Regions from separate parts of the Homo sapiens genome. Here region 1 is linked to region 2. Evidence: chromatin loops called from intact Hi-C (ENCODE). Cell type or tissue: dorsolateral prefrontal cortex. All regions are shown on one strand. Links, peaks and the distances in the headings refer to the core of each region. The heading gives the core; the rest is flanking DNA.

Evidence for each region. Peaks named below come from ENCODE experiments on the same cell type or tissue, not always from the same donor. Only the 100,000 strongest peaks of a DNase experiment are listed, where the experiment ranks them.
Region 1: it touches region 2 in a loop (3-fold over the local background); 31 of 110 quality-filtered maps call a loop at or near these places.

Annotation. Positions count from the first base shown.
Region 1 is chr1:240,020,529-240,036,497 of GRCh38, reverse strand. No RefSeq gene overlaps it. Among named protein-coding and RNA genes, the nearest start is that of FMN2, 63 kb to the left of the region's middle. In dorsolateral prefrontal cortex, for the core only: CTCF peaks have their summits at 9,128 and 9,335 (motif pointing left); a DNase peak (open chromatin) is centred at 9,357.
Region 2 is chr1:240,182,551-240,198,519 of GRCh38, reverse strand. It overlaps FMN2 (formin 2), which reads right to left. Exons shown (of 18, transcript NM_020066.5): 4 at 10,258-10,313. Among named protein-coding and RNA genes, the nearest start is that of FMN2, 99 kb to the right of the region's middle. In dorsolateral prefrontal cortex, for the core only: CTCF peaks have their summits at 7,550 (motif pointing left), 8,770 and 8,975 (motif pointing right); no DNase peak of the experiment used is centred there; H3K27ac peaks cover 2,082 bases.

The DNA of each region.
Region 1 (15,969 bases), core at 5,241-13,240, 160 kb after region 2:
CTTTGCTCATCATTCTGGCTGAAGTTTGATCTCAAAAAACCCAGACTTCAGTTTCATTAACCTTTTTCCCCATTGTTTTTCTACTTTTGAATTCATGGATTTCTACCCTGATATTTACTACAGACAATGGTTTGACATTACAAAAGTTTGAGTGCTATACACATTCAGTAGAAAGCAGTACGATTTTCTCTGGTGGTGCAGGGTAGTAGCGGTGGCAACTCCCAGTCAGCTACATGATCATTTTATCTCCTTTATTGGTTTATTAGCTATAACTCTTTGTCATATTATTAAAGTAGTTGCTTTAGGGTTTTTAGTATACATCTTTAACTTTTTACAGTCCACCTTCAAGTTATATTATAACTCTTCACATATAGTATAAGAACCACCTCCTCAATTCAAGCAATTCTCCTCTCAAGTAGCTGGGATTACAGGTGTGCGCCACCACGCCCAGCTAATTTTTTGTATTTTTAGTAGAGATGGGGTTTCGCCATGTTGGCCAGGGTGGTCTTGAACTCCTGACCTCAAGTGATCCACCTGCCTCGGCCTCCCAAAGTGTTGGGATTATAAGCATGAGCCATTGCTCCCAGCCAGAACATTTTAATAGCATACTTCAACTTTTCCCCTTTCCTCTTTGTTCTATTGTTGACATATGTTAACTGTAGACATGTTATGAATCCCACAACACATTGTTTTCATTTTTTTTACTTCAAATAGTTGATTATTTTTTAAAATGTTTAAATAATAACAAAAAACTTCTATACAATTACCCAGATATTGATCATTTTGATTGTTCTTCATTCCTTTATGTAAATGCACATTTTTATCTGGTATTATTTTCCTTCTGCTTGAGGCAGTTCCTTTATGTTTCTTGCAGGTTATCTGGAACTGTAAAGGCTCTAAAATGTTAGCCAATATTTTAATCTAATAATTTAACCTGCTACAGCTTCTTGGGTGTTTGTGGAAAGCATAAGACTTCTGTACATTGGACAGTTTATTACACACAGTATTAGCAATAGACACAGTATTATCGACATTTTCGTGTTAGTTCCCTAAGCCCTAATTTTCCAAGAGAGACATAAAGAAGGCCAGATGACCCCTATGCATACAGTGGGTTGAACTACAAAAGAGGAGCCCAGAGTTTACGTAATGCAAAATGTTTATAATTGGCAGCAAAAATTCTTGTTATTTTCTCTGAAGAGTGAAATTATCTTTATTACACAGGACAGGAAACATGCCTACCCTTTGCTCAAGAGGGAGATATTATCTCCCAATGCTTCTAAGACTTTACCTTCCAAAATTGTCTGCTATACAAACATTATGAACACCTTAGTCTGGAACAAACAATACTCAGTTCTTCACTTGCAAGACATGGAAATGTGGGAGAACCATGGAAAATTGTCTCCTAATGCAGGTCTGCTGGTGATGAACACTTTTGTATATCTGAAAAATGTTAATTTTATCTTCATTTTTCAATAAATATTTTTGCTGGGTAAAAAATTCTATGTTGACTTTTTTTTTCTTTCAGTACTTACAAGATATTGTCCAACTGGTTTTATAGCTTGCATTGTTTTGGAAGAGGCAGCCACTGTCAACATATGTTTATTATTTTGCATGTGATTCTTTTTTCTCTGATTGGTTTTTAAGATTTTCTCTATCACTAGTTTCCAGAAATTTGATTTTAATGTGTCTTTTTGTAATTTTCTTCATGTACCTTTAAAAAATATATGTAACATAAAATTTCTTTTTTTCTTTTTCTTTTTTTTTTTTTTTGAGACAGAGTCTCACTTTGTTGCCCAGGCATGCAATTGTATGATCTTAACTCACTGCAACCTCCACCTCCAGAGTTCAAGCAATTCTTCTGCCTCAGCCTCCCGAGTAGCTGGGATTGCAAATGTCCATCACCAAGCTTGCCTAATTTTTATATTTTTAGTAGAGATGGAGTTTCACTATGTTGGCCATGCTGGTCTCGAACTCCTGACCTCAGGTGATCCACCCACCTGGGACTCCCAAAGAGCTGGGATTACAGGTGTGAGCCACCATGCCCAGCCCATAAAATTCCATTCTAACCATTTTAAGTGTACCATTCAATGACATTAAGTACATTCACATTGTTGTGCAACTGTCACCACCACCCATTTTCAGAACCTTTTTATCTTTCCAAACTTTCCAAACTCTGTATTCCATTAAACAATAATTTCTTGCTTTCTACTCACCCAGCCACTAATAACCTCTGCTCAACCATCTGTCTTTAGTTTTCGACTATTCTAAATACCTTATATAAGTAGAATCATACTACATTTTCTTTTTGTGACTAGATTATTTCATTTAACATCATATATTCAGCATGTCATCATATGTATCAGAATTTTCTTCCATTTTAAGCCTGAATATTATTCCATTGTATGTATACAGCACCTTTTGTTTATCCATTCACCCACTGATGGACAAGACCTGGGTTGCTTCCACCTTTTGGATATTGTGATTAATGCTGCTATGAACATGGGTTTACAAATAACTGCACAAGTCCCTGCTTTTACCTCTTTAGGTGTATAACCAGAAATGAAATTGTTTGATCATAGCGAAGTCTATATTTAATTTTGTCTGGAACAGTAATGCCATTTTGAACAGCAGCTGTAGCTTTTCCATGTTTCTTTTGCTTGAGGCTTATTGACTTTTTTGTTCATGTGGGTTTACAATTTTTATAAAAAATTTTGGCCATCAAATCTTTAATTTTAAAAAATTTCTCCAGTCTTGGGTAGCTCACATGCACACACTGATCAGTGCTCAACTGAATACACCAGGGGGCTCTGCAAATATGTGGGTTATCTCTTTGTTAATTCTTTCCTGTCTGCCGGGATTCGGTCCTGTGAAATAGTTGTCTTGTTCCCTGCAGGTGGCCGGACACATCTCCTCAACTCTGCAAGATTGCTGGGCCCTACCTGAGTTCTTCCTTCCTTCACCACAGTCTGCAAACTTTCTCCAGGCAGTAAATCAGAGCAATCATAGGGCTTTTCTGTCTCTGAGAGATCACAGCCCCTTGTTGCTTAATGTTCAATGTCTTACAAACTATTGTTTCATATATTTTGTCTTTGTAGTTGTTGAGGCAGGAGAGTAAATCTGGTCCTTGTTAGGTCATCTTGGTTTAAGTGGAAGTGCATCCTAAAAAACTCTTATCCCTAGACATGAAAAGATGACAAAATGACCAATGAGATCACCTGGATTTCATCCATGCTTCTCCAATCTCCCATCTCCCATTAGCTAGCATCTCTATTTTTCCTTGGTACTTAGGATTAACCACTCCAAGTAGAACTACAACGATCTAGCTCATTTCCCTGTAATAAAGTACCATGAAATGACTCAGAGGAAAATTCCATTTCCAAATCAGTAAAAGCATTTTGTATTTGATTTTAAGGATTCCTTCATTGGTATCTAAAACACTCTACAAGCAGTGCTCTGAGTTATAGGAATGAGAAGCAAAACTCTTGAATGTGATTTCATTGCATGTGGTTGTGAAATTTATCTCTTGGGTTTTAGATCCATGTATTCTGACCAAGAAGTACCACTTAATTTTAGACCCATTTGGAGGAATATCATATATTGGTCATTTATTCAAGATATATGCAGCATTATACAGGACATCTCAACTTTGCAAGGTGTTGTTAGTTGATCTTTAACTGAGTCCTCAAATAACTTCTCCAACTTTTCATAAGAGTCTCTGTTCAGGATGATGACATGGTATGTGATAGCTCTAGTGAACCCCTGGGGAGCCCATCTATTACTCAATTTTTCTTGATAGCAATCAGTGTTTCTGGAAAACATAGATGACCTGTGATATTAGTAAATCCATGAATGATAACATGGAGAGAGAGACAAATAAAGATAATCAATCCCAGGATAAGGATATTAAGCAAGAACAAATTGCTCTTCTTTCATTGTGAGTGGAATTCAATACAATAAGCCTCCTACTAGGTAGCTGATATGCTGATATCTGTGCTCATTCTGAGAGTCCTTTCAAATATCTGTTCTCCGAAACTTTTCATCACCAACCTCCAATTTTCTTCTTTCTAGCCAAACCATTAATCAGTCTTCATAAATCTATTCAGACTCATCTCTGAGGCTATATGGATGAGGGGTGTTTTCAAAACTCTGCCCTCTGAAAGAGTTTTTCTTCTATATGTTTGTGGTGGTTTGAATGTTTTTTTCACCTCCAAAACTCACGTTGAAACTTAATCCCTAGTGCAACAGTGTTGGGAGGTGGGACCTAATGGGAGGTGTTTAGATCATGAGGACTCCATTTTAATGAATGAATTAATGCAGCTATAGAAAAAACTTATAGGAGTGGCTTCCCTCTCTTCTGTTCTTCGACAATGTGAAGACACAATATTCCTTCACTCTAGAGAGTAGCAAGGGAACACAATCTTGGAACCAGAGACCTAATCTACTGGCATCTTGATCGTGGACACCTCAGACTCCAGAACTGTGAGGGAATAAATTTTTGTCCTTTATAAATTACCCAGTTTCAGGTATTCTGTTATAATAGCACAAAACAAACTAAGATAATGCTCTATCAGAGAAAATGGAGCTTATGAAATTATAAAGTTATTGCAAACAGTTTTATTCAATTCAAGTCAATTAATCTTTATTGAGTTCCTACTGTATGCATGGAACTTCAGGCTGGTGCATGTATATTTTGTAGGATCTTACTGTATTATTTTCTCCTTAGTATTTTTTAGTAGGGAGCAATGATGAGGGCATAGGTAGTTTGAGAGAGTAGTGAGAGAGTATCAGGAATAGGCATAAGGGATTGTGAGTCACTCGTTCAAAGAACTTGTTTACGACATGAGAATTATCAAATGCCTGGTTTGACATATAACACTTTGACCTGATGATGGATTACCATGGAGTATTCCAAATTTCAAAGCTGTGTGGTATGATAGCACTAGTTTATAATGTGCTCTTTAAGTTGTATGCTCAATTATGGCTTTACAGTTAGATGTTTATTATTCACCAAGGCGTAGTAGAAAGCTAAGAGCCACTTAGTGAAAGGACAATAGCAGAAAAAGGCATACTTTTGCCTTAAACTATGATGCCTTCGCTGTGAATTTTTTTATTTATTTTATTATTATTATTATTATTATTTATCCAGGAATGCCATGGATTCCATTGAGTCTTCTGACCCATTACAGATTCTTTGAGCATGATTGGATATGCTAGATCATAAAGGTCAGGAAGCAAAATGACCAATACTATTTCCTGACTCATCTGGAAAAGATTCTTTTGCCCAGGGTCGTGCTTAAAGCTGGAAGCCTCTCGGAGACATGGGTAAATGATTCATGGCAGTGTACTCAAATGTAGCAAACACTGCCTCCAAAAGCAGAAGGGACTCACTTGGTGTTAGAACTTGCTGTTAGGAGTAGCGGAAGAAATGGAGGGATATCCCGGCAGGTGCCAGGCCACTGGACTCCCTGAAATTTTTCTGAAATATTGTTCCCTGTATTTTCATGGTATTTATCTCCCTCTGGCATATATATATATATATATATGTATATATATATATATATTTTTTTTTTTTTTTTTTTTTTTTTTGAGATAGAGTCTCGCTGTATCGCTTAGGCTGGAGTGCAGTAGAGTGATCTCTGCTCACTGCGACCTCCTTCCCCCTGGGCTCAATCGATTCTTGTGCCTCAGCCTCACTAGTACCTGGGACTACAGACGTGCACCACCACACCCGGCTAATTTTTGTATTTTCTGTAGAGACGGGGTTTCTCCATGTTGGCCAGCCTCGTCTCCATCTCCTGGCCTCAAGTGCTCGGCCCGCCTTGAACTCCCAAAGTGCTGGGATTAGAGGTGTGAGCCACGGTGCCCAACCTGTATTTCAATGATATTTAAAGTAGTTGCTTCTTGCTTTTCAAACCCCGTTTGTATATTACCGGCAATGAAGTAGGAATGCTAATATGGTTCTTGTTTGAAAGTCGGCTCACTCATGTAAGGAAGGAATTGTAGCTTCAATGAAAAGATAAATAATTTCATCAGATACGTGTGGTATGTGTGGGAGCCGGTTTTGAATACACAGAGAAGTTTAGGGGGTGTTTGAAATGCTGAGGTTCTTGGAGTCCTTTGCATATTCCAGTAAGTTCACATTCTTGGAATTATTTTCCTTTTTTTTTTTTTTTAATCCAGATCATATGTTTAACCTAAGTTACCAGGAGGATCTATAAATTCAATTAGGGGCCACCTGGATCTAAATTTGAATTCAATTTTTAATTACCCTGGGGCATAGGAGATACTGTTAGGACCATGATAGAAAAATGCTAAACTTTTGTCTGTCTCAAGAAGAGAATTTAAGGATTTGAGCTCGCTGTTCCCTTTGCTTACACTTATTTAGACAAACTCTAGGCCTTGACTTTTTACCCGTCTTCCTGTTCTTTGGAAAATTCACCATGACACTCTAAAACATTGTCTTTAAAGAGCATACTATTTTAAGTGCCAAAAAATCTCTAATTTGATTTGCTATTTTGCCACCTTGTGTACTGTAAATCTGCAGGGTCTCATGCCTGGTTTTTACTGCCTTCAACCTCCAATTACTTAGATAATAAGTCTCAGAATCCCCACATTCTCCTGAGATGCTATTGCCAACAATCCAGGCCTTATTCACACTTTCTGTATGACTTAAACTCCTCAATTGAAAACAACAAAAAATGACTTTAGATAACTTAGGTGTAAATAAACTTGTCGGAAAGTTACTCTTAGCTTACAAAATTGACAGTGAGGTTGAAGAACCAAGCTTTATAAAAGGGACAAGCAAAAAAGGAAGCTTTAGGCATTAGAACCATCTGGCTATTCCTTCTATGCTATAACGCATAGCCATAGCCACACATTGTGACCATCTGTGGACTCAGCCACCAGAAATCTAATCTAACAACAAACAGCTACTTGGAAGGCTGAGGTAGGAGGGTCACCCAGGCCTCAGGAGAGTGAGGTTGCAGTGAGCCGTGATTGTGCCTTTGCACTCCAGCCTGGAAAACAGAGTGAGACTCAGTCTCAAAAAAAATAAATACATAAAGTTCATGGCTCTTGAACAGCTTTTGCTGATTAGAACCATTGAACTAAAAGTGCAGTATTTAGTATTGTAACTCAGGCAGGTGCTAATATAAGTGGAAAATTTTCCTTACTAAATCACAAAAGGGAAATTTCCTGCTGTTTGCTAACTCTTGGGTTATTTTCTGTTTTAGAAGTTTGGATGATACTGGCAGTGTATTTGGGATATTAAGACTCAAAGGAGCAGGTCTGTGGAATAGCCCAGTTTCAGGATGGCTCCCCTTGTCTCTCTGCTCATCTTGTTCCACGTCAAACAATGAGTGTAAGAGTGGGAGAATCATTCATTGTAGAAAATAGCATGTTAAAAAATATTCATTGTAAATACATAAACATTGTGGTGGTATTTTGGACCATTTGATAGAATAGAAAAATAACTGCATTATGCAAAAATTATTTTTGTAATGAAAATTGTTGAAATAGAATTGATATTTCAAATATAATTTCTTCAAAAGGAATACTTTATATGAAATTTAAAACAGAACTCTAGAAGGGTAAAATATTTGTGAATTATCTATTTTGCCAAAGTGCTTGAATTTTTATTGCTTTTATTATTTATTTTGCTTCAGTTTCTTGCCATTCTCCGAGAGAATTCCAATGACTGGTCATTTTTAGATAGAAGTGGGTTTTAGCTTGTAAGGGCTGGTACACTGATTTTTTTTTGATTGAATAATTAATATACTTGTGGAAATCTCTGCTTAGTTTAGGTAAAACTCTGGTTTTCTTAAAAATTATAAAAGATTTGTAAAACCTAGAGATTCAAGTCATCTGAGCTTTTTTCAATGTTTAAATACAGAATTTAGATGTATTTAATTCCCATGGCCAAAGGGTAGAGTTAGAAAGTGCAATACCTTTATAATTTTTAATATTTACAGTCTATTACTTATATATTAATTACTAATTGATATTAACCACATGCTTTTTAAATATGAAGATAATATTGTGAGACTAATTTTTGTTTATTGTGAATCCTAAATACTGTATCAAGGAATTTTCAGATTTTAAAAATTACATCAGGCTGGGCCTACAGTGTAATCAGTGTTCTCTAGTTGATGTTCCCATTGATATGAAAGGTAGTATATGTTGCATTTATCAGAGCGAACCTCTTTTAGGTTTACTTTAAATTTTATTGTTAAATGCAGAGACAGATTACAGTTCAGCATCTTCCCATCCAGAAGCATGATAAGATTCCTGTTGTGTTCTAGAACTAACTGTTGCACGTAAAATGTTGAGTGAAAATGCAAATAGTTTATAACCTTTTAGGATTTTTGTTTTATGCAGAATTCATCTCTCTAACTTGTATACCTTCTTGATTCCTTTAAAAAATATCTAACACTTAACACAAGTATGAATAGAACTAAACTAGAAACTGAATTAATCACTAATTTAATTCAGGCATTACTAATTAATGTACCTATCAGTCTATTAGGGCTACGGAAGGCACAATACCAGTCCTGATTCTAAGCCACTCTTCATACTAATTGGCAAAGCATGACATATCTGTGGTAGAGAGTGAGAATATAATTCAAATCTAAACAGGTGCTATAGCTATTCAAAATTTAAACTTTGATCAATGGGATCAATATTCATGACATATTATTAAGCAAAAAACACATTTATAGTAGAATTCAATTTTTATTCTGTATATATTATTTATTACAGATAGGACTATATATGTTTTATAGAGAAAGGACATATATAAAGGACATGCAAATATATATAATATACATAAAATATTCACTGAAGTACAGTATCTTTGGAGGTTAGCCAGTAATTAGCACCTTTTCCTAAAGTTATAAGAATAACATGCTCAAGCTTGTTTTCCCAATGTCTAACAGTTTTGGATATTGAAACTCGTGTATCTAGGAAAAATAAATTAATCACCAGCTGTGCAGTGAAGTGTGTGCCCCAATATTTGGTGTTAGCATCCAACATTCATGCTGCACATTGCAGAAATTGGTAGAAATGCCCTTCAGAATGCTCTTGCTACTGAAAATGGGAGAAAGATGAAAGAGGACAGTACAGAATTAAGGGACTATTTACCCAATTTTCAACGTTTAGCTGGAAAGGAACATGGAATAGTCTAAAAGAGTGGGATATATAACTGTAATGAGTTTGTAAGTTATATTGTTGCAAAATGATGAACAGAGTTTTATTGTTTTAGAGGTTTCCTGTTGATCTTTGTTTTTTTTTAAAAAAACCTGACCTCAGTGGATTTCACGGCTGTAGGATGGTGGCCACTGCCACCTACAGACCAGAAGTGTGAAGTGGCGTGGCTCTTTTGCAGTGGAGTCCCTCAGAGACTCGGCATCAAACGTTCTATAAAAAGCAATTTTTCAAGCAAAAGTTGAAAGAATTTCAAATGAAATAGTAAATATTCTAGAGAAATAAAAAATGAATAATCACATTTTCCCCAGAGATCACTCTTTGACAGTATATAGCATATATATTAGAAGATTAACACCTAATTTATATTTTGAGTCAGACATACACATCTGACCACAAGACTGGACCCACCTAATATTTCCTTTATTCACCTCATTTTTTATGAGGTGAATATGTGGAGGGGAGAATTACATTTTGCAACAGAAATTTGCATCCACAATGAAATACACACTCACACAGACACACATATATATGATTGAAGGGACAAGCAGATGGTAGGTAGGTAGGTAGATAGACAAGCAGACAGAATTATAGATATGAAAGGGGGGAATCTATACAGACAAAATGTTTATATAGATTATCTCTTAGTATTAGAATTACAGATTATTTCTGCTACTTTGATTCTTCTTGCTTCATTTTATTTTAAAAATTCTACAATGAAAATATACTCCTTGTGTAGGGATTTTTTTCTAACTTGAAGGCAGAGCTTTGAAAATCAATGCCCGCATAACATAAAGCTTTTAAAGTCTTGCTCCAGGTAGAAAAGAAAATACTAAATCTTCAAATATTCCTGGCATACATTATTTTTTAATTTAAACATACACTTAAAAGCACCCAATTTTATTATTTTTCCAAAAGATTTTAGAAAATTATACACAGTAATGCCTCATTCCATTGACTGTAAGAGTTTCATTTCTCATAGTAACCATGTATACTAAAATTTAATCAGTAACAGATAATCTATTATGTCATGGTATTAAAAGGTTACATAGGTAAAGGTTAATAATCAGATCGTGAATTTTGGCTAAACATCATTCATTCATTTAATAAAAACATATTGAGTACCTACCATGACAATGATACTAGAAATACAAAGGTGAACACATAAATACAAAAACAAATATAACAAAGAAAAAAAACAAAAAAAGTCAACTCAAGATTTCTGGGTAGTTTTGTTGACCATTGTGCATATTTTCTGTGCTTCGCTGAATATCCAACTCTAATTAGTTGTCTCAGAACAGAGCTAAGTAGGACTCCGTCACTTGCCAAGAAACAAACAATGATACTCCAAGATCCACAAGAGTAAAAATCACTGCAAGGTCCCCTCCCTGCCATTTCAGGATTTAAAATATCTGTGAAAAATGGAGGGACTCTTTTTGAGTCATTGATAGAGAAATAACATAGATCCTAAGGTTTCCTTCAACCTCTTCCTGCCCCACCCCTGCCCCTCTGCAGAATTGGTCCTGCCCAGTCTCTGAGCTGGTGAGAATGAAGCCTGGTGTCCACTAGGCCCTTAGCTCTGAAAGCAGGTGTCTGGTTTGGGGTTTGATGCCTAACACTGTTATCCATTGCCCAGGGAGCTGCAGGCCTCTCTATAAACCTATAATCTGTGTCCATGTGGTTGAGTTTCTTGCCTGGTTCCTGGTTTATGTCTGAATCTTGTCTAATCCTAGATTTTCTTGCTCTCTGCTGATGTGGCAGGGGTTTAAACACCAAGCCTGGCTCCTGCTGCTCTTCTCCAGTGGGTTGGACCCTGCCCTCTCTCTCTGGTCTCTGCCTCCTGCAAAACGAACTTTCCTGAAACCGAAAGGAACCCATCCATCATATATGGTCAGTGTCAGAGACTGTGCCCTCAACACTTAAAGTTTCAAGACCTTTGGAAATTGATGTCATTGCTGTCCTGCCCTGGGTGTCACATCCCCCAGGGATTTGGCATTAGGATGACTGCTCCTTACCTGGGGGCAGGCCTATCATCAGGTTGGTTTCCTCCTTTCCAACTTTGTCTATTAGAGGCATATCCCACTTTCCCCACTTAGCCGGTGCCTACAGACTTGCCCTTGAGCTCCCATCTTCTTAGGAACCAGGGTTATTTGCTCTCCATTCACTTTTTCATTCCCATGGCTCCATCTTGTAATTTTGCCCAATGTGCATAATGTATAAAGTTCCATCATGAGACATTCATGAGGGATATATCCTGAGGCCACCTGATGCCCAGCTTGCTTTCCTTCCTTCCTTCCTTCCTTCCTTCCTTCCTTCCTTCCTTCCTTCCTTCCCTCCCTCCTTCCCTCCCTCCCTTCCTTCCCTCCTTCTTTTTTTTTTTTTTTTGACAGAGTCTCGCTTTGTCACCCAGGCTGGAGTGCAGTGGCATGATCTCGGCTCACTGCAAGCTCCGCCTCCTGAGTTCAAACCATTCTCATGCCTCAGCCTCCCAAGTAGCTGGGACTACAGGCACCCGCCACCACGCCTGGCAATTTTCTTTTTTTTTTTTTGTATTTTTAGTAGAGACGGGGTTTCGCCATGTTGGGCAGGTTGGTCTCAATCTCCTGACCTCAGGTGAGCCACCTGCCTCGGCCTCCCAAAGTGCTGGGATTACAGGCGTGAGCCACTGTGCCCGGCCTATGACCAACTTTCAAAGCTACTCTGGTACTTCATAGCAGTGATTATGCACGCAAGAGAAAATAGGAAACAGCAATAGCAACACTGGGTTGAGTGCGGACACAGTGCACTCGGCATGTGGGTCAGTTTCTCAGCTGGCTAAGGAAATCGTGCACACCAACTTGAGAGTCTTCAGATTTCAAAACTGCAAGTAAGCCCTGCAGTATGATTCTCCAAATCCTTTCAAGCAGTTGCAAACCCGCAAATCAATGTTTCTCTGTTTGTATGTTTCACAATGCCTTCCATCTTATATCCAGCATGGGAAAAATGAATTCATTGTCACAAGCGGTTCATTTGCCATGGCTTGAACCCGATGAATGCAACGTGCAGAAGCTGAGATATGCTGTCTTTGTGTTCAGTTCTGGCCCGAGCTTCCCCAAAGCAAAACTCAGCCTTCCTATTGACCATTTATAAAGGTCTCATGGTTAACAATAATTTACATTTTATACATATGAAGTTATCATTAAAGAACCAAAGTGAACTGCATTTGATGTTGTAGAGACAGGTCATTAAGCTGACAGAGGAGGGTTCTGGGAGAACCAACAGCACTGACATCAGCCATCCTTCTCATTCTTAATTTTAAAGGTTTTGAGGAACTTATCATATAATTGGTTTTCATTTATTTTTCTTTTCTTGAGTTTCCATTTTACTTCTAATTTAAGCATGGAGGCTATGTTATTATCAATTTGTAAATGATTTCTTGAATTACATTTAAAATATTAGGTTTTGTAATCTTTCTACTCTCTTTATAGAAGTTTCTGTGTTGGGAACAACCATTTTTTAAAATCTGGTTTCATAAAGAATGTTATAATACTTTTCTTAATATAGGTATAAGTCTAGATATTTTTTGACTTCTAAGCCTTTGTGACATCTGGTAGATAAAGTCACTTAAAAGTTTCTAAGTAAATATCACCTCATTTGATATTTTTCCACATCTGAATACAACACAAGTAACTTTGGTTAGAGACATAGGAAGATAGAAAGAAAGAAAGAAAGAAGCCTGAATTTAATACAAAATATCTTTTATGTTCCTACTTTACATATAATATTATCCAAGTGACTTAGGATAAAACTTTAAGCATTTATTCACTGACTCACTCAGCACCGCTATTGAACCTCTACCATGTACCAGACACCCTGATAGCTGCTAGACAGTGGCCTACACTAGTGAATATATCATGAGAAATGCCTTCTTCCTATAACTTGTAATCAGTGGATTCAAAGAACCCTAAGTTACTATTTACTATGTATATTCATGATGATTATTGCTTTACATGGATTATTATTTAATCTTCAAAACCATTATTATCTGTTTTTTAATTTTTGTAACTTTTAAGTTCAGCGGTACATGTGCAGGATGTGCAGCTTTGTAACATAAGTAAATGTGTGTCATGGGGGTTTGTTACCCAGGTTATTTCATCACCCAGGTATTAAGCCTAATGTCCATTAGTTATTTTTCCTGATCCTCTCTCTCTTCCCACCCTCCACCCTCCGATAGGTCCCAGTGTCTGTTGTTCCCCTCAATGTGTGCATATGTTCTCATCATTTCGTTCCCACTTGCAAGTAAGAACTGGCCATATTTGGTTTTCTGTTCCTGTGTTAGTTTGTTAAGGATAATGGCCTCCAGCTCCATTTGTGTCCCTACAAAGGACATGATCTCATTCTTTTTTTATGGCTGCATAGTATTCCATGTATATGTACCATATTTTCTTTGTCTAGTCTATCATCAATAGGCATTTAGGTTGATTCCATGTCTTTCTTATTGTGAATAAATAGCAAATCATAAACATACATGTCCATATGTCTTTATAATATAATGATTTATATTTCTTTGGGTATATACCCAGGAATGGAATTGCTGGGTCTAATGGTATCTCTGTCTTTAGGACTTCGAGGAGCTGTTACACTGTCTTCCACAATGGTTAAACTCATTTACACTCCAACAGTGCATAAGCATGTCATTTTCTCTACAAGCTAGCCAGTAACTCTTATTTTTTGGCTTTTAAATAATAGTCATTCTGACCAGTATGATATGGTATCTCATTGTGGTTCAGATGTGCATCTCTCTAATGATCATTGATGTTGAGTTTTTTTTATATGACTGTTGGCCATAGGTATGTCTTCTTGAGAAATATCTGTTTATGTCCTTTGCCCACTTTTTAATGGGGTTGTTATTTTTCCTTATAAATTTGTTTAAGTTCCTTATAGATGCTGGATATTAGACCTTTGTCAGATGGGTAGATTGCAAAAATTTTCTCCCATTCTGTAGGTTGTATGTTCACTCTTTTGATAGTTTCTTTTGCTATGCAGAGGCTCTTTAGTTTAATTAGATCCCATTCTTCAATTTTTGCTTCTGTTGCAATTGCTTTTGCAAAGCCATTATTGTCTCTGTTTTATATGGAACCTGAGACAAGAGAGGTATGTAGCATACATGAAATTGCACAGTAAGTGGTGAAAGCAGAATTTGTATCTAGTTGCAGTCTAACTATAATGCTGTTGAGTGAAGAAAATGAGATGATTCCTCCCTTCTGTTTTCTTATTAGCTAAAGAATAAACAAAATAAGGTATATGAAGGTTGGTAGTGGAGGTACTCCCTAAGTTGCCCAGACATTCTCACGGATTAGTGAGTAATAATCGGGATAATGTGGGCAGGGAGGAGGGCAGTATTTGAAGTGGAGATCTATGACGACTCAGTCTCTGGGGACAGTGCTGGATCAACTTGATTCTTCACCTTAAAGAAGACCTTGTCCTCCACAGCATGACTTTCAATTAATTTCTCCTCCCCAGCATTTTGCATTTCAGAACTGAGAAGTGCTTCAGGGAACAAAATTTCTATGGATGCATTAAACATAAGAAAATCAGGCTGTGGGACACTTAGACTGACCATCTGAAGAGCTGTATAAAACCCTGGATTCAAACAGGGAAGGGCCATTTTCTTTCTTTCTTTCTTTCTTTTTTTTTTTTTTTTTTTGAGACTGCATTGTTCTTGAGACTGAGTCTCACTCTGTCACCCAGGTTGGAGTGTAGTGGTCAATCCTGGATCACTGCAACTTCTGCCTCCCAGGTTCAAGCAATTCTCTGGCCTCAGCCTCCCGAGTGGCTGGGATTACAAGCGTGCGCCACCAGGCCTGGCTAATTTTTGTATTTTTAGTAGAGATGGGGTTTCACCATGTTGGCCAGGCTGGTCTCGAACTCCTGGCTTCATGTGATCCACCCTTCTCGACCTCCTAAAAGTGCTGGCATTACAGGCATGAGCCACCGTGCCCAGCTGGGTCATTTTCTTTTTATGTATTTTTTTTTTTTCAGTTGAAAATCTGAGATTGAAAACCAAATTAATGAATGGAGAAATCTCACATGCTTCATGCCAAGAGTCACTCATTACAGAGCAGGGGAAAGCCTTCCTTTAATTGAAATAAACTATCACAAGTGAAAAAGAGTATTGGAGGAGAGTTTATTTATGTATCTCAGGTGAAACCATCACCCACCCTGTGCACCGAGGCTGTCAAGCTTCCTCAGGGGACAGCACTCCATCTGCCTCAAGTGAAGTTAATCTCCTTTCTATCTTTTTAAAACTAAGGTGAGCAGATGTTTCTTTTCAAATCAACATGTCCTTAGTCTTTGACTTACATAGCGAGCCACATACTGCCGAGCATAAACCACTTAACACCAAAAGGAAACTACATATTCTATTAGTTCAATGAAACAAAGTGGAAAATAAGCTAAATGCAGAGCTTTTTATTACCATTAAATAGTTGATCAAAATAAGCAGAGTTAAATAAAAGGGACAAACCTGAGTAAATAAAGTTTTCATTTCTGCCCAGGAATATAAATATATATATAAATATAAGATAGAAGTCATGTTGATTATTCCAGCATTTCCCAACAGATAGTTGAGGAATTTCTTTCCAATATTTTTATTGCACCACCTGGTGGAATATTTTCCATATGATTGATATTTGAGAAGCAAATAAGCGCTGATTTCTCTTCATCTTTTTTGTGTTTTACTTAGAAGGTTGGTTAAATTAGGGAGAATTTCATGTTGCTATTTCTACT
Region 2 (15,969 bases), core at 5,234-13,233:
TACATGATGAATTATGGAAATTATAATATTTCTGAACTGGAATGGACATGGCAAATCTCTTTCCATTCCTTCACGGATGACTGAGAAATGTGATATGGAAGGAAGAGGCGTACGTTAGAAATCATACTTGGCTGTATTACTTTTAACATCTCTTTAGAATGGGAGCTGATACGATGGGAAGGTTAAAGTAATGATCTTTAGTGAACAAACACAGTGGAAGCAATAAACATTTAGGGAAAAAAGGGAGATAAACAGCAAAAAGAACCAGCCTTTTTGGTTCCTGCTCACATATTGAGAAGTTTCTTTCTACTTATTTGAGCTAGAGTTGCAGGAGGTACTGGACCATACTTTAAAGCAATCTATCCCTTAATTGTCTCAAGTAATGCAAGGAAGGAAAGCACTATTTTATTCCAGCTTCACTTTCCTTGAATGATCTATGGATGGAAAGTGCAGCTCAGTTTTTTACCTCCTAATCGCCTCCCTTGCATTAACACCCAACTGTTCTCAAATATCTTTTTTTTGGTGTTTGTTTTTTCAAGAAAAATCTTCCTGGCCAGGCACAGTGGCTCACGCCTATAATCCCAGCACTTTGGGAGGCTGAGGTGGGTGGATCACCTGAGGTCAGGAGTTTGAGACCAGCCTGGCCAACATGGTGAAACCCTGTCTCTACTAATAATACAAAAATTAGCCAGGCGTGGTGGTGCATACCTGTAATCCCAGCTACTCTGGAGGCTGAGGCAGAATTGCTTGAACCTGGGAGGTACCCAGGTTCCTTAAAGTGCATCTGAGGGTACAGGAAAAAACCTAACCACAATGCTTTCCCTATTCTCTCACTCAACAATGAAAACAGAGGACTTCTGTGACCTCTATCATCAAAATGTGCAAAGATTTCGTCCCTCCAGCAAGCAATCAATTCTATTATAGACACCAGATGAGTGTCCTCTAATTCAAATCAATTCTAACACTATCTACCTGGAGGTAGCATCAGGTCCCACAGGTTGAGGGCTCAGTCCTCAAAACTGCCCCCACTTCATATGCAAGCCACAGGTCCAGGCCTCTAGGAACTTCTGACCAACTGGCTATAAATCCAGGATCCCTCCACCCCCTCCGCAGGTTCAATGTGTTAGACCAGCCCACAGAACTCAGGGAAACACATAACTTTTGCTGACTTACTAGAAGGGATGTTACAAAGGATGCAGATGAAGAGATGGATGGGGAGAGGCTTGGGAAAAGGGGAGCACCACCCTCCGGGAAAACCATGTGTTCATCAGCTATCTGGAAGCTCTCCAAATCCCATCAATTTTGGGGGTTTTAATGGAGGTTTCATGATGTAGGTGCGATTAACTACATCACTGGGCACTGGTGACCAACTTAACCTTCAGCCCCTCCCAGTTCCCGAGGCTGGGGGGTGGGGCAGAAAGTCCCAACCCTATTACTATGCTTTGGTCTTTCTGTGGACCAGCCCCATCCTGAAGTTACCAGACAACAAACAGTAGCATATAAAAAGACACTTAACCTCTTCGAAGATTCCAAGGATTTTAGGAGTTGTATGCCAGGAGATGGCAATTAAGACCAAATGTATGTTTCATAATATCAAGCATCTTATCCTCCAACAAAATACTCCTTTGCCTGTCCTGTAGTTTACCTAGGCTTGGGAACATCTTTCGATCATTTCTCTAATTCATTGTCTCTTAAGCTCAATGTGCACCAGAATCGCCTAGAGGGTTTGTTAAAACACAGATTATTTGGGAGGTCGAGGCCGGCGGTTCGCCTGAGGTCAGGAGTTTGAGACCAGCCTGGCCAACACAGCAAAATATTGTCTCTACTAAAAATACAAAAACTTAGCTGGGCATGGTGGCAGGTGCCTGTAATCCCAGCTACTAGGGAGGCTGAGGAAGGAGAATTGCTTGAACCTGGGAGGCGGAGGTTGCAGTGAGCCGAGATCATGCCATTGCACTCCAGCCTGGGCAACAAGAGCAAAACTCTGTATCAAAACAAAAACAAACAAACCAAAAAACACACACAGATTGCTGGGCCCCACCTCCACAGTTTCCAGTTCAGTAGGTCTGGGTAGGGCCTGAGAATCTGCATATCTAACCAGCTCCCAGTTGATACTGAAGTCTGCAAACCACACAGCCTAATTTATACCCTAGACATGGTTACCAAACCCATCATTTCAATTCTTGGTTGCCACTTTTCCTGTATCACATCAGCACCTTAGCTGAGAAGTAATGGAATTACTTTGAGAGTTTAATAGCTGGTCCTAACTGGCTCCACTCTCCCTCTTCCTATCATTCTACATTCCCTTGCCAGGTAATTGTTCCTTAAACTGTCTTGCTCATTCCTCAAAAACTCATGGCTCCCGACTACTGAGCATAAAACGTTTTAAATCCTCTATTAGGCTCATAAGACCTTGAATAGTCCATAAAATGTGGAGACTCCATCACTCACTCTGCCTACTGCAAAAGGATATTGTGAGAATGTTGGGTTTTTGTCTTGTTTTGGTTTTTTCAAGACAGGGTCTCATTCTGTTGTACCAGCTGGAGTGCAGTGGCACAATCATAGCTCACTGCAGCCTTGACCTCCTGGGCTCAGGTGATCCTCTTGTCTCAGCCTCCCAAGTAGCTCATGCCACCATGGCCAGCTGTTTTTTTTATTATTATTGGTAGAGACAGGGTCTCCCTATGTTGCCAATGCTAGTCTCAGACTCCTGGGCTCAAGTGATCCTCCCACCTCAGCCTCCCAAAGTGCTAGAATTTCAGGCATGAGCTACCACACCCAGCCTTATTGTGAGAATTTAAAAAGATACAGTCAATTCTTGTTATTCACAGTAGTTTTGTCCTATAAAGTCTTTGTGAACATCAAATTAGTGAATACTGAATATTGCTTCTAGAAAAAATACAGGTTTAGATTCCTGCAAGCCCCTGGTCACATTTTTGTCAACCAATCAATGCATTACCTTTTTTAAATGTGTGTTCCTGCTGAAAGACACTTTATTTAATATATATTGCTGATTTACTATGGCCAACAGCAGCATCACTGAAGCCTGAACAAAGCTTATCTGACATGTGTTTTTGCCACAAGGCACATCACAGCCTTCTTGCACGTAGGAACATTAGACAACACGGCAGCTCTATGCCTGGAGGCAATTTCGAACAGTAAAACCAACAAGAAAAAGCACAAAAACATGAAAAAACAGCCACAAAAACACTCTTATTTACAGAATGAGAGCTGAAAGAAGAAAGCAGAGCTTCACCTCATTCAACATCAGCTGGGAAAGTCCACGTCAAGCAACTCAAATTTCTTGCCACTTGGAGCGTGTTTGTGATTGGCCGTGAAAGCACCATATGAATATGATTTGGGGGCTCCAAATAAATGTTAGCAAGTAGGTGAGTTCGCAAATACATGCAAATCCAAGAATAATGAGGACCACCTATGCAATGAAAGCAACTTTCAAAACCAGAGTATTGCTCAACTATAACAACAATAATGATAAAGAGCTAACATTTTGAGTGCCAGGAACTCCTCCAAAGCATTTTACATAAATATATTTAAAACTCACAAAAAAAAAATGTAGAGATAGGAATTCTTATTATACCCATTTTATAGATGAGAAAACTAAGGCACACAGAGTAAAATGCTATTCTTAAATTCTAACAAAGATTCTCTTCTTGATCAAGCTCTAGCCAGGCTCCTCTGAGCCCTCTTCTCAACTAGGCCTTAGCCTTGGCCTGTAAAGGCTTGAGCAAACATTAACATAGTTTCTACCAACTAAAGGCTGCATCCCAAAGATAATCCTACCGCTCTTTAAATTACTGCCTAAGAAAACTCAAGGCTGCCAAAACAACTTACTGTTTCAGCCTTCACCTGAGGATGGGGCCTCTTTCCTAGTCTCTGGCGGAGGACAGACTCCTAACTTATAACTGCCAGTTAGTAGACACAGCTGGCCTAATCTCATTTACACTAATGAACCCTTGCAGTTTTTCACTTCTGAGTCTCCTGAGCCTCCACTCACCCTTCTCCCTATTCCTTTATTCTCCCTTTAAAATGCTTGGTCACCTCTGTACAAATCAAAGTTGAGTTTAGTTCACGCTGGACTCTTCCCTAGCGCAATAGTTGCCACTGATATAAAATCTGTCCTTACCATTTTAACTAATGTCTGACTTTGTTCATCTTTGACAGTTCCCCAGTTAAAAGTGGAATAACTGGGATTTGTGCCCAGGAAAACTGGTCCAAAGCCCAGATCCTCAACCACTATGGTATGAATATAAGCAAATGTTCTACCACTCCTGAAATGCACCCTAGACTGAGTCTTCTCAAGTCCAGTGTCTAGAACAAAATCAAGTTTAGACAAATTTAGATTAAAAAATAGAAGTAGATTTTTAAAAAGAGGAGTGCAGAAGAAACATGTATAAGACAGATATGAAGGATCCTAAAGATTAAAAAAACAACAACAACAACAAAAAACAAACAAAAACAAAACAAAACAAAAAAACTAGTGTATTTTTTAGGGTTGGAACAAGCCAGCCAATCATACAGGAAATAGTGAGTGATAACGCTGAAGACTGAGGATGGCAAGGGAAAACCCCATGTGTCAAACTCAGGAGTCTGAACATTTTCTCAAATGCTATGAGCAGTCACTGGATGAGTCTAAGCAGATATCAGACATCAGCAAATTTGGATTTTAGAAAGATAACTCTGGAGGCATTGTGGAGGAGAGATTAGAAGGGTTAAGACTGGAAGCAGAGAGACCCATCGGGAGAATACTGCAGTAATCCAGATAAGACTGGGCTCTGGGTTAAGGCACTGTCAGGCTGCAGGCCAAGGAGGCCCGGGAGAAGGAAAGCAAAACCTGGGTCTCCAGGGCAGCTGCCAGCTGAGCTGCCTCTCAGGTCACCTGGACTATTGCGCTTCTCCCTGGCCCCACACCCAGTGCCATGTTCACTTCCAATTTTCTACCTTTACTCTCTTCTCTGATCTGAAATACTCACTCTTCTTCCCTCCATCTATCCAAAAATGACGATTTGATCTAAATTTCACCCTTCCTAAGAAATTGCCCTTAATTGTAGTCTCTCAACAACCTTCACCCTTTTTGTTAAGTTTATCTTGGCAGAATTACATTGCATCTCGCAAATCATTTCATGTACGTGAAAGAGGTATGTTCTTCTAACTGTCTGCTTCTTAATACCCAAGATTTTGTCTTATAATTCTTCGTATTTCCTTCAATATCTACCACAAATACCTTGCACACAGTAGGTCAGCAGATGTTCAATAAAGGACAAGCCTCCTTTATAAGCAGAGAACTTTTATCAGCTCCACGACCCCCATTGGATTAGCTGCTTGGACTGTTTGCCTTTCTCCACAGGCCATTAATAATGTTGCATAGTGCAAACTAGTTTTACACCATCTAAAACTCAATAGAGCAAAGATATTACTTCATTTCACCCCCAAGCCTGACCACCCCAAGGAAAAACAAAAACAATCTGTGACATCCAATTATTTCTTCACATTCTCATCTCAAGTTCTAACTGCTTTCCAGATGTTAGCTGGTTTTCATTCTTAAAACTCATAGAAGAGTTTCTTTTGTGATTATTTCTAAGCTAAAACGTCTATATTTTTCTCTGAGCTCCTTGGAGTTTCTACAGAATAAAAATTATTCCCACACCAAAAAAAAAAAAATCCTTTCTTTCTCTTAACATAGTATGGTGAATACCTTTCAAAATGTTACCTATCTTCAATGTCAGCACTGCCCTAAGGGTATCCTGTCTTCTCTTCCCTTCCTAACCATCTCTCGCTTGCCCCTTCCCAGACTCATTAGGTCAGAGTATTTAGTGGTTAAACTATTTATTGAGGACCTAAGAATGATTAGACACTGAGGAAGACTTCAAGGATGACTAACTCATGGTTTCAGACCCAAGTATCTCTCTCTCTATCTCCTTTAAGACTTGTATTTCTTACTCCGCCTTATTTTAGTTATTTACTTGTCTTGTGGGTTATTGTTTTGTTGGTTTCCAATTACTTTGCAAATTCATATTACCTTTTGCCTTGGAGTTGAGAAAGACCTCATACTCAACAATGTTTCTTTAGAAACTTTCTATATGTCTAAGACATTCTACCCCAATTCAAATGGCTTGTTTTATTAAGTCTCCAGCATTATTTCTTCAGAATCACTTTTACTCCACTTTCTTTTGATCTGACCAATGCTTCTTTTGCTCTTCAAACTTTGTTTCTGAGTAACCAAGACCATCCACAAGGCTACTCCACATTACTCCATCTGTTTCCTTGACTTGTTCCTAAATTATTTCTGAAACTAATGGAACTGAGTGGCCACTGCATAAAGAGTACTATAACAGATACTTTAAGGAGATCCAGTAAAAAAATATTTACTTCTTCAAATAAATTTGCAGTTAGATTGGGCAATGAGGGGACTCGGTAGGGCTGATCAGAGCAAAGCGTTTTTCTGACACTTGAGAATTTATTTGCATATAGATCATACAACATATGGGGGAAGACAGTGCTGATATCGTCTAATTCCTTTTTATTGTCTAGCACTTTGTAATAGATGTGACTATTGATAAATGATAAATATTATAATGTTCAAAGACCTGACTTTCAATTACCTGTTATTTTCAATTCTTACCCAAAGCTAGAGTTTTTAAAAATCAAAATGTTATTCTATTTCCCTTCCAGCTAGTCCATGTATATTAGAAAGATACCAAGAGTTTTAGAAAAATGCTTTGAAACAAAAATTGTATATATAATTTCAAAAGCAAAAAGTTAGAAACTAGGTGGCTACCAGGTGAAGCATGTTACCATACACCAATCTTTAACTTAGAAGCAAATGTTCTTAGATAAAATAATTGACACTAAGCTATTATATACTACAGAGTATAAAAGGCTTTACAGTTTAAATATTTCAAATGGCAAAGATTTTAATAAACAGAATCAAAAGACAGTCGCATTTCAGTTTTATGACATAATTCTTCAGATAGAGCAGATTTTCAGAGCATATTACTTGAAATTAAAATAATCAGTAAGTGAGGTCTCAAGAATGTAATTTTATTTGAAAACCTAATTCCACAGGGTCATCAATAAAAGCATTCAAGGAGTAGCTACAGTCCGTTCTTTTCACTTGAGTGCCAGCTGTATTTGCTTTAAGCATCAGACTCTCTGGCAACACCACAGCCTTCTACTCCTGTGAGTTGAGGAAAGGCTTTATGAGTCATGTGTTTTTTCTAGGGATATCGCACTCTCAGAATTATTAACTACAGAAAGAGTAAAAGTCAAAACTCATTCAATAAATTCCAATGTGCTCAGATTGAGAGAACAGGTGTCTGAACACACATCTGAAGAATAACTTAGAGAGGATGCTTTCCAACTCGGCTGCAAGCCTCTGACTAAGCAGTCCTGGGGATCTCACATTACGACCACAGAAGAACGCAGGCAACGCTGATGGACCAGAAAAATCTCTTAGGTTCATCATTCATACTGAGAAAACTGCCTTCAAACCTCTCATTTCCAGCTGCATTTAGAGATACAGAACTGCCATCTAGTGACTAAGAAGGAAAAAGCAAGGACTTTCCATGAAAAATAATTTTTTTTACATAATAACAAAGCACTAAAGTTAGTAAAATTAACACAACTTAGCACATCAAAGTTCTAGTAAAACTTCAAAATGTATAAGTGAACTAATATACCTATTTGCCTCTATAATGTATCTGGACATCCAACTGATACATGGTAGAGTTTACATATAATAAAATAAATTTAGAATCTCATCTCATTCATCTGACGATTTTGGCATCGGGTGATTACCCATGTAAAAGTATAATTTTTATCATAGTATAAGTATAAAATCAAACAGATCTGTACTCAAATAGCGAGCCTACCCTTTATCAAGTTTGTGATCTGATGCAAGTTATTTTAACTCATATAATCATTTTCTTTAGCAGTTAAATGCGCATTATAATAGTTACTTTAAAGGATTATTGTGAGGATTTCTTAAGGTAATAGAGTAAAAGAACAGGTATACAGTAGGTTGACAATTAATTTGAGTTTTCCCTATCCCCTTTACGGCCAGTTACTTTAGCCTGTCATGAAACATATCCATATCATCTAAGAAAAGAATCAGCCCGTAAAATAAATGTATGACAAAGAGTTAATGATTCCAAAAGTAAGTGATGTCATTGTCGGGTGCTTAAAATCGATTGCTTCCAAATATTGTTCCCTCTCAATTAATTTTCCTGACTTCCAGACACTTCACTGTCAACAAGGATAAGATGTAACATTTATTCAATCTATTTCACCCTTGAGTCTTCAAGTTGTAAAATCAAGTGTTTTTAAATAACCTACTCCATTAGGTTTTCTGCTTATTGCAATATATTTTACCATGGTCCATCGCTCAGGAAAAACACTATAATGTTACACACATGAATATGTATCTTGAAATAGCATAATATAGAAAGCAATGCTGTACATGTTTTATCATTGTTGATATTATCAAATACTTCCTGTTCAGGTTCTCTTTGACATTATCGTATGTAACAATTGATTCATATACGTCCTGAACATAAGAATTTAGAAAAACTTAATGTATCCCTTTAAATCACAATTTAGCCATGCTTTCCACACCAAAAAAAAGGCTTAAAAAGTGAGGGAAGATTTGAGGGTACTATCTTTCTTAATAACTGCTGACTTTACTATTTCTTTTTACCTTTTTATCTTTCTTTCTCTTATTCGCTGTGGGCTAATCATTGCAGATAATTAAGGAACCATCAGTTGAGCCCACCGTGCCTCTCCAAGTGCCACCAAGTTGATGTAGCCCTCTGCTCCCATAACAATAAGCTGGAAAAACTTGCTTTTTCAATGAACTGTCCTTAAGGATAGCTAACCTAGCCGCATTTTTGAAAAGCACCCAGGTGCTGTTTTCAACCAATGTTGTACCCCAATTTCTCCTCCAGGGGGAGCACAACTTTCATGTATAACACAGGGATTCTTTTCTAAAGGGAAGTTACTTTATTTGATGAGTTATCAGAGATCAGCAATAATTTAATTTTACAGAGAAGAACCCTATGTCCCAGGTAATCTAAGCTTGTTGTCATCACACTAATCAGAAATAGATCCGGGTGTAAAACCCAAGTATGTGTCTCCTCATTTTCTCCTAGACCACCAACAGAACAGAACACATCTTTTTACTGTTCATTTCTAATACTAAGTTACTGACAAAAGCATAGTTGGGTGAAAATGTAAATTGGTTTGTAAGCAATGGTTTTATATCCAAAAGAGCAATTGCTATCCACAATTACTATTCCATACACGTTTCCTTTCTTGCAGTTTTTTTTTTTTAATAAGAAATCCATTTTAGCATAGCTTGCATTTTAGCGTAAGAAAAAAAAACCCACAAAATTTGGCTTCTTTGGTAACTGATATGGTTTGGCTCTGTGTCCCCAGCCAAATCTCATCTTGTAGCTCCCATAATTCCCACATGTTGTGGGAGGGACCTGGTGGGAGATGACTGAATCATGGGGGCTGATCTTTCCCATGCTCTTCTCATGATAGTGAATGGGTCTCACGAGATCTAATGGTTTTAAAAATGGGAGTTTCTCTGCACAAGCTCTTTTTTGCCTTCTGCCATCCACATAAGATGTGATTTGCTTCTCCTTGCCTTCCACCATGAACTTGTGAGGCCTCCCCAGCCATGTGGAAGTGTAAGTCCAATAAGCCTCTTTCTTTTGTAAATTGCCCATTCTTGGGTACACCCTTATCAGCAGTGTGAAAACGGACTAATACAGTAACAGAAAAAAAATAGTTTCCTGGAAATTAAACAGATACTAATTAATGTTTCATCCACCAAAGTAATAAGAACCTTATTTGACTTTAGCAAAGCTCTGACAGATTTCTTTTTAAAGATCATAGCCATGGGACTGTTTGAGCAGGCACATCTCGCAGACTTCTCCCTGGAGTGGCCACCGTTTCCTGCTGGAGCCCGCTGTTATTGGGCCCAACTCTTTGGCTGGATATAGAATAAAACAGCTTCTGAAAAGCTTGTACTCAGTTCCATTTCAAGGCTGATTTTGTATGCAAAAAATAAATGGAAGAAAACATCCCCTTCTGCCTGACTGGATTCCACTGCAGGCTTAGGGAAAACAAGGGCATCCTAGCCAGCCGGGCAGATGGAAAGATAAATCGCAGAGTCTGTCACAATCTTAAGACAAATAAGACAGATGGGAATCTGACATCCTAATAAGATCATCTTACCTTCTGGACAGCATCTGAGCGTTTTTGGGGAGTTTCTGAAACAGCAGATTGAGATTCTAGATTGGAAAGGAAGCAGACAGTCAGTATCTTAAAGGACAATTTTCCTATTTCTTCAATCAGAAAATAAAACTTTCACTAAAATATATCATTAACCATAAGTACCAAAAAATATCCAGTCTCTCTTCCAATTATATAACTGGGTTATTAGGATATGACTACTTTTCAATATATATAATACATACAATGAGAATGCTCATGTCATTTTTAAAAATTGGGATATTCCTATGCCCTTCTCTATATATCAACTATCCTTATTTGTCTCGATTGCTAGTTTCTAAATTGTGCCAGAAAGTCCTTCTAAGACTTTCACAGATTATATTATTCACTTAGCTGAAGTCTGTATCACGATAGAAGCCACTTCACCAAGGTTGAAGGATGGGAGCTCAAAAGCCTCATCTAACTGTTGTCAAATTGCCCCTTGATTTCAACAAGAGATAACGAACACTGTCACCAAGAGACACTGAGTAAGAAGGGATTCTGAAGCAGTTTTTCTCTTTTAGTCCTCATGTCATCTGAGATTCTATGAGACTGCAAATTCATCATTCTAAAAAGACCTAAGGCATAACCAAGTCAGGGATTTCTTTTCGTAAGCGAGAGGGCACTTTCTTCTAAGTGAAGCTTGTGTGCAAATTTAAAAATAAAAGGGCCTTTAGGATAAAAATAAAAATGAAAGGGCCTTCAAGGAATTCCTCATGCTCCATGAATCAGAGCCTGAAAAACCACTAATCTCATCCATCCTCTGCACCTTTCAGATGAGAAATTCAAAGCCCATAATGCAAGTGGTTGTTGGCAAGGTGAAGACGAGAGTTTATATCTCCTGACTGTCGCGTTGCACCCCTGACTGGCATGCAGACCAGACCCTGGACACAAGGTACAGCAGTCACTGTTTTTGGTTTTGTTTTTTTCTTTTCTTTTTTTTTTTTTTTTTTTTTTGAGATGGAGTTTCGCTCTTTCACCCAGGCTGGAGTGCAACGGCGCGATCTTGGCTCACTGCAACCTCCGCCTCCTGGGTTCAAGCGATTCTCCTGCCTCAGCCTCCCGAATAGCTGGGATTATAGGCACCCGCCACCACACCCAGCTAATTTTTTTTTTTTTTTTTTGGTACAGACGGGGTTTCACCATGTTGGCCAGGCTGGTCTCGAACTCCTGACCTCGTGATCCGCCCGCCTTGGCCTCCCAAAGTGCTGGGATGACAGGCATGAGCCACCGTGCTCGGCCAGCAGTCACTCTTTATGGTCATTTTGACATTTCCAATTTAGCCACATGGTAGCTGATATATGTGACAATGCTACAGAAAAATAAAAGGCATTTAGTATTTAAACAGCTTAACATACTGTTAAGCTACAATGAAAGTTTTCATTTCACTCAGATGAGAATCTGTCTCCACAGGGACCCACAAGGCCTGGTTTCAACTACTGTTACTCCCTAGCCTCTCTACCCACCTCCATCTGTCCCAACTTGCTCACCAGGCCAGCCACCCTGGCCAGCTTACTTGTCTTGTCACACACCAGTCATGCTTCTTCCATAGGGCCGCCAAAGCCACAGTGGCTACTGCCTCTGCCCAGAGCACTGCACTCACTCTTCTTCCCAAAATCTGCAAGCCCCACTCTGTGGCTGCTTCCTTCGGGGCTTTGCTCAAGCAGCGACCCCACCCACTCCTTGGCACTCAGCACACACTCACCCTTACTTTCTTCGTAACCTGGATCATCACACCATATACTCCATAATGCATTTGGTTGCCTACTTATTTATACCTCTTATTCCACTAGAACATAAACTCTGTGAAAGCAAGAATTTTTGTCAGTTTTTCCTCTTGTTGTGTCCCCCACATCCAAATAGTGCCTGGTACTTAGTAGGTGCTTAAAATATTTGTTGAGTAATTGTAGGAGTGAATGAAAGAATAAATGAAAGATCAAAACAATGATAAGAACATGAAAGTGGGTTCCACCAGGAAAAGTGGGGTATCCTGGGCAGAGAAAGAGAGAGTAAGGATTTTACAAGAGACAATATAGATATTGCCTTGCCTTTAGCTATTTTCTGAATCTCAGCTAGGAGTATATATTTTAAAACAAAACTCACTGAGAATAGCATGATGCAGTCACTTACCAGTAAGTGTCACAGTGGCAATAAACAACTGGCCTTAAAATACAACCATTTTCCCAGATAAATATAGCATATCATTGAGCTAATCAAAAATGGATTCTTTTCTCTTATATTGACAAATCTCTACTCTGAACTTAACACCAGAGTTAGCCAAATTTTAATAAAGATCTTTAACAGCAAAGCTAGTTAACAGTTAATATTAAAGCAAATCCAAACTCCGGAACGCTCTCATTTTCTATTGTTTTTCGTCACTTCCAAATCCTCCCAAACACAATAGACTCAAGACAAGTCTTGGCTTTGTACCAGTGGGGAAAAGTCTCTCTTCCTCTTCTATTTAGATCGTGCCACAAGAGCCTAAAGGCTCTCCTGGTGGTACACAAAGAGTTCTTTACATTAGAAATGCATAAAATGCTTTCTAGCTTTGTTCTATAGTCCTTGACCCGGTAACTGGACCCAAAAAGTAAACTTCTGGGCTCTGATGGTAAAGAACAAGTGCAGTTTATCAGAAAAACGTACTTAGAAAACCACATTAGAAAGATGCATCAGCAAAATATTCTGCACACCTACACCCAAACTTTCAGCTCCTCTCTGTCTAATTCAATGGCTACCTGAACTGAATTCATTCTCCCAATCCCATCCCTTTCATTATAGTTTTTATTTGTTTGAATCTGTGTGTTAAAACACAGAAGAGAAATTTGCAGGTTGAAATGCTGTCTTCAAAATCATAAGCTGGAAAATAGGAGTTCTAGAGGGTCAAGATTTTAACATGAAAGAGATGTACAGAATAACTTCACTGAAAAATAAAGGGAAAATAAATGAGAACCACTGGGAGAGAAGAGAAAAATACATGATAAGGAAAAAGAAAACAATACAGAATAAAAGAAAGAGAAGGAAAAAGGTATAGGAGGGAGAAAGAGAAGGGGAAAGGTGTAGGAGGGAGAAAGAGAAGGGGAAGGTATAGGAGGGAGAAAGAGAAGGGGGAAGGTATAGGAGGGAGAAAGAGAAGGGGGAAGGTATAGGAGGGAGAAAGAGAAGGGGAAGGTATAGGAGGGAGAAAGAGAAGGGGGAAGGTATAGGAGGGAGAAAGAGAAGGGGAAGGTATAGGAGGGAGAAAGAGAAGGGGAAGGTATAGGAGGGAGAAAGAGAAGGGGAAGGTATAGGAGGGAGAAAGTAAAGGGAACATGAAAAATGGCGAAAGTGTCCTTTAGGGAGCGGAGAGAAATTGATGTACCAGTAATGGCTGAAGAGTGGAGTCACTAGATAGGTGAATCTGAGATATCAGCCTAGTTCCAACTTTCATAGAGCTCCCTAAATGAAAGTGATCACTCCCGGAACTCCCGACTCCCACGTTCCCAACACTCTCCTCCTCCCAGGATCCAGGGCACTTTCAGGAATTGCCTTAAACCCAGCTCTAGGACAGACTGATCATCTCCATCGAATATTCATCACTAGAATGGTTATTATTTTCAAAGACTAACCTGGTGAGAGAGCTCTCAAGGGTACATTTAAAATGGCCACCTCCTTCACCCATCCTTAAAATTAAGAAACCAGAATGTTCTTAAAAAAAAAAAAAAAAAAAAAACAGGCCGGGCGCAATGGCTCACATCTGTAATCCCAGCACTTCGGGAGGCCGAGGCGGGCAGATCACAAGGTCAGGCCAATACGGTGAAACCCCGTCTCTACTAAAAATACAAAAATGAGCCGGCCTGGTGGTGGGCACCTGCAGTCCCAGCTACTCGGGAGGCTGACGCAGGAGAATCGCTTGAACCCGGGAGGCGGAGCTTGCAGTGAGCCGAGATCGCGCCACTGCACTCCAGCCTGGGCGACAGAGCAAGTCTCAAAAAAAAAAAAAAAAAAAAAAAAGGTTAAATATTCCATTTTAAAAAGTTACCTCAAAATTCCGAGCATAATCTAAAATTCTGGACTCCCTATGGACTCCAAATGTTTCAGGACTGACCTCTTTACCATCACAAAATAAGCCTTTCACTCACGAAACAAAACATACTTGGATGAGCTGTGTATTTACAGAGAGAAGACAGTAAGACAATGAGCGGGATATGCCTCTCAGCTAAGAATGGAAAATAAACCTCCCTTTAAAATATACATACAAAATATGCCTTCTAAAAATGAATGAAGTAGTCTCTAAACAGACATTTTAAGTTAAAATGCAGCTATATAAAATTATTATATTATAGCTTCTTTAATGGTATATACCAGTTTGATTCAAATCCAGTCAATTTAACTGAAACAGAATTCATTAAACTTCATTTAAATAGCATGACTTATGATTGGCTGCCTAATAAATGCAAGATGTTTTTAATTCTGATATACCATGTCTTTCCACAAATGAAGATGAGGTTAAATACCTGAATTTTCCTAAATGAGGCCAATTCCATGATCTGCTTATTTGATTATTTAATAGTACTGAGGCTCTGCCTCTCATTGTCAACAAAATACAGCCACACCTAGGCTCTAGTTAGCGCAGGAGAAAATCAAGGCCAATTTTATGAAAACTATATGTAGGCATGTGTGTGTGTATATATACATGTATGTATACACATACATGCATGCACATACTATGTAATATATAATATTCAATATATTATCTAATTCAATATATAATATATATTCAATTTATATATATTATATTATATAATCATAACCTAATCATATAATATATATATTATATTATATATTTACATGTTGAAAATATGTAATTATTTTTGGGAGACACAGTCAGTCTATTCCAGTACATTTTATTCCTTGATTAAGTGAGGGGCTCAGAGAGATAGAATACTACCAAGTCTCCCCTGGTCCCTTATAGAATTTCTGCATTATCTCAACCGAACTTATGTTAAAACATTTGAACAAAACACAGAAATGGACCAGGCATGGTGGCTCATGTCTGTAATCCCAGCACTTTGGGAGGCCAAGGTGGGAGGATCACTTAAGCCCAGAGTTCAACACCAGCCTGAGCTACATGACAAAACCTCATATCTACAAAAAATTTTAAAAATTAGCTGGGAGTGGTAGCTCACACCTGTAATCCCAGCACTTTGGGAGGCTGAGGTGGAAGGATCACTTGAGCTCGGGTGACGAAGGCTACAGTGAGCCGGGATCATGCCACCATACACCAGCCTGGGTGACAGAGTTAAACCCTGTCTCAAAAAAAAAAAAAAAGAAAAGAAAAGAAATGAGTTGTATTGACATTGCACGGCACAGAATTTCTTCTCTTAGGAACCATTAGAGACACTTCTTTGGGATATTAGTTGTGCTTCTGTGAGTGACTGTGTTTTCAATCTCATGGACACTGAGGAAGACACTCACATTCCCCTTTCTGCTTTGCACCTGAGGGCTAAATTTCCAATTACCTTTAAAAATGGCAGATCCTTATGAGATACATTTCACTTGGCTGTCTTATCTCAGCTTCATTTTATTGTTCCATCCTAAATTCCTTTTCGTTTGATCTATATTCCTTTATGATCCTTTTGTACATTTTACATATTTATAAGCTGCTCAAATCTTTTTTTGGAACAAAGGTGAATTACA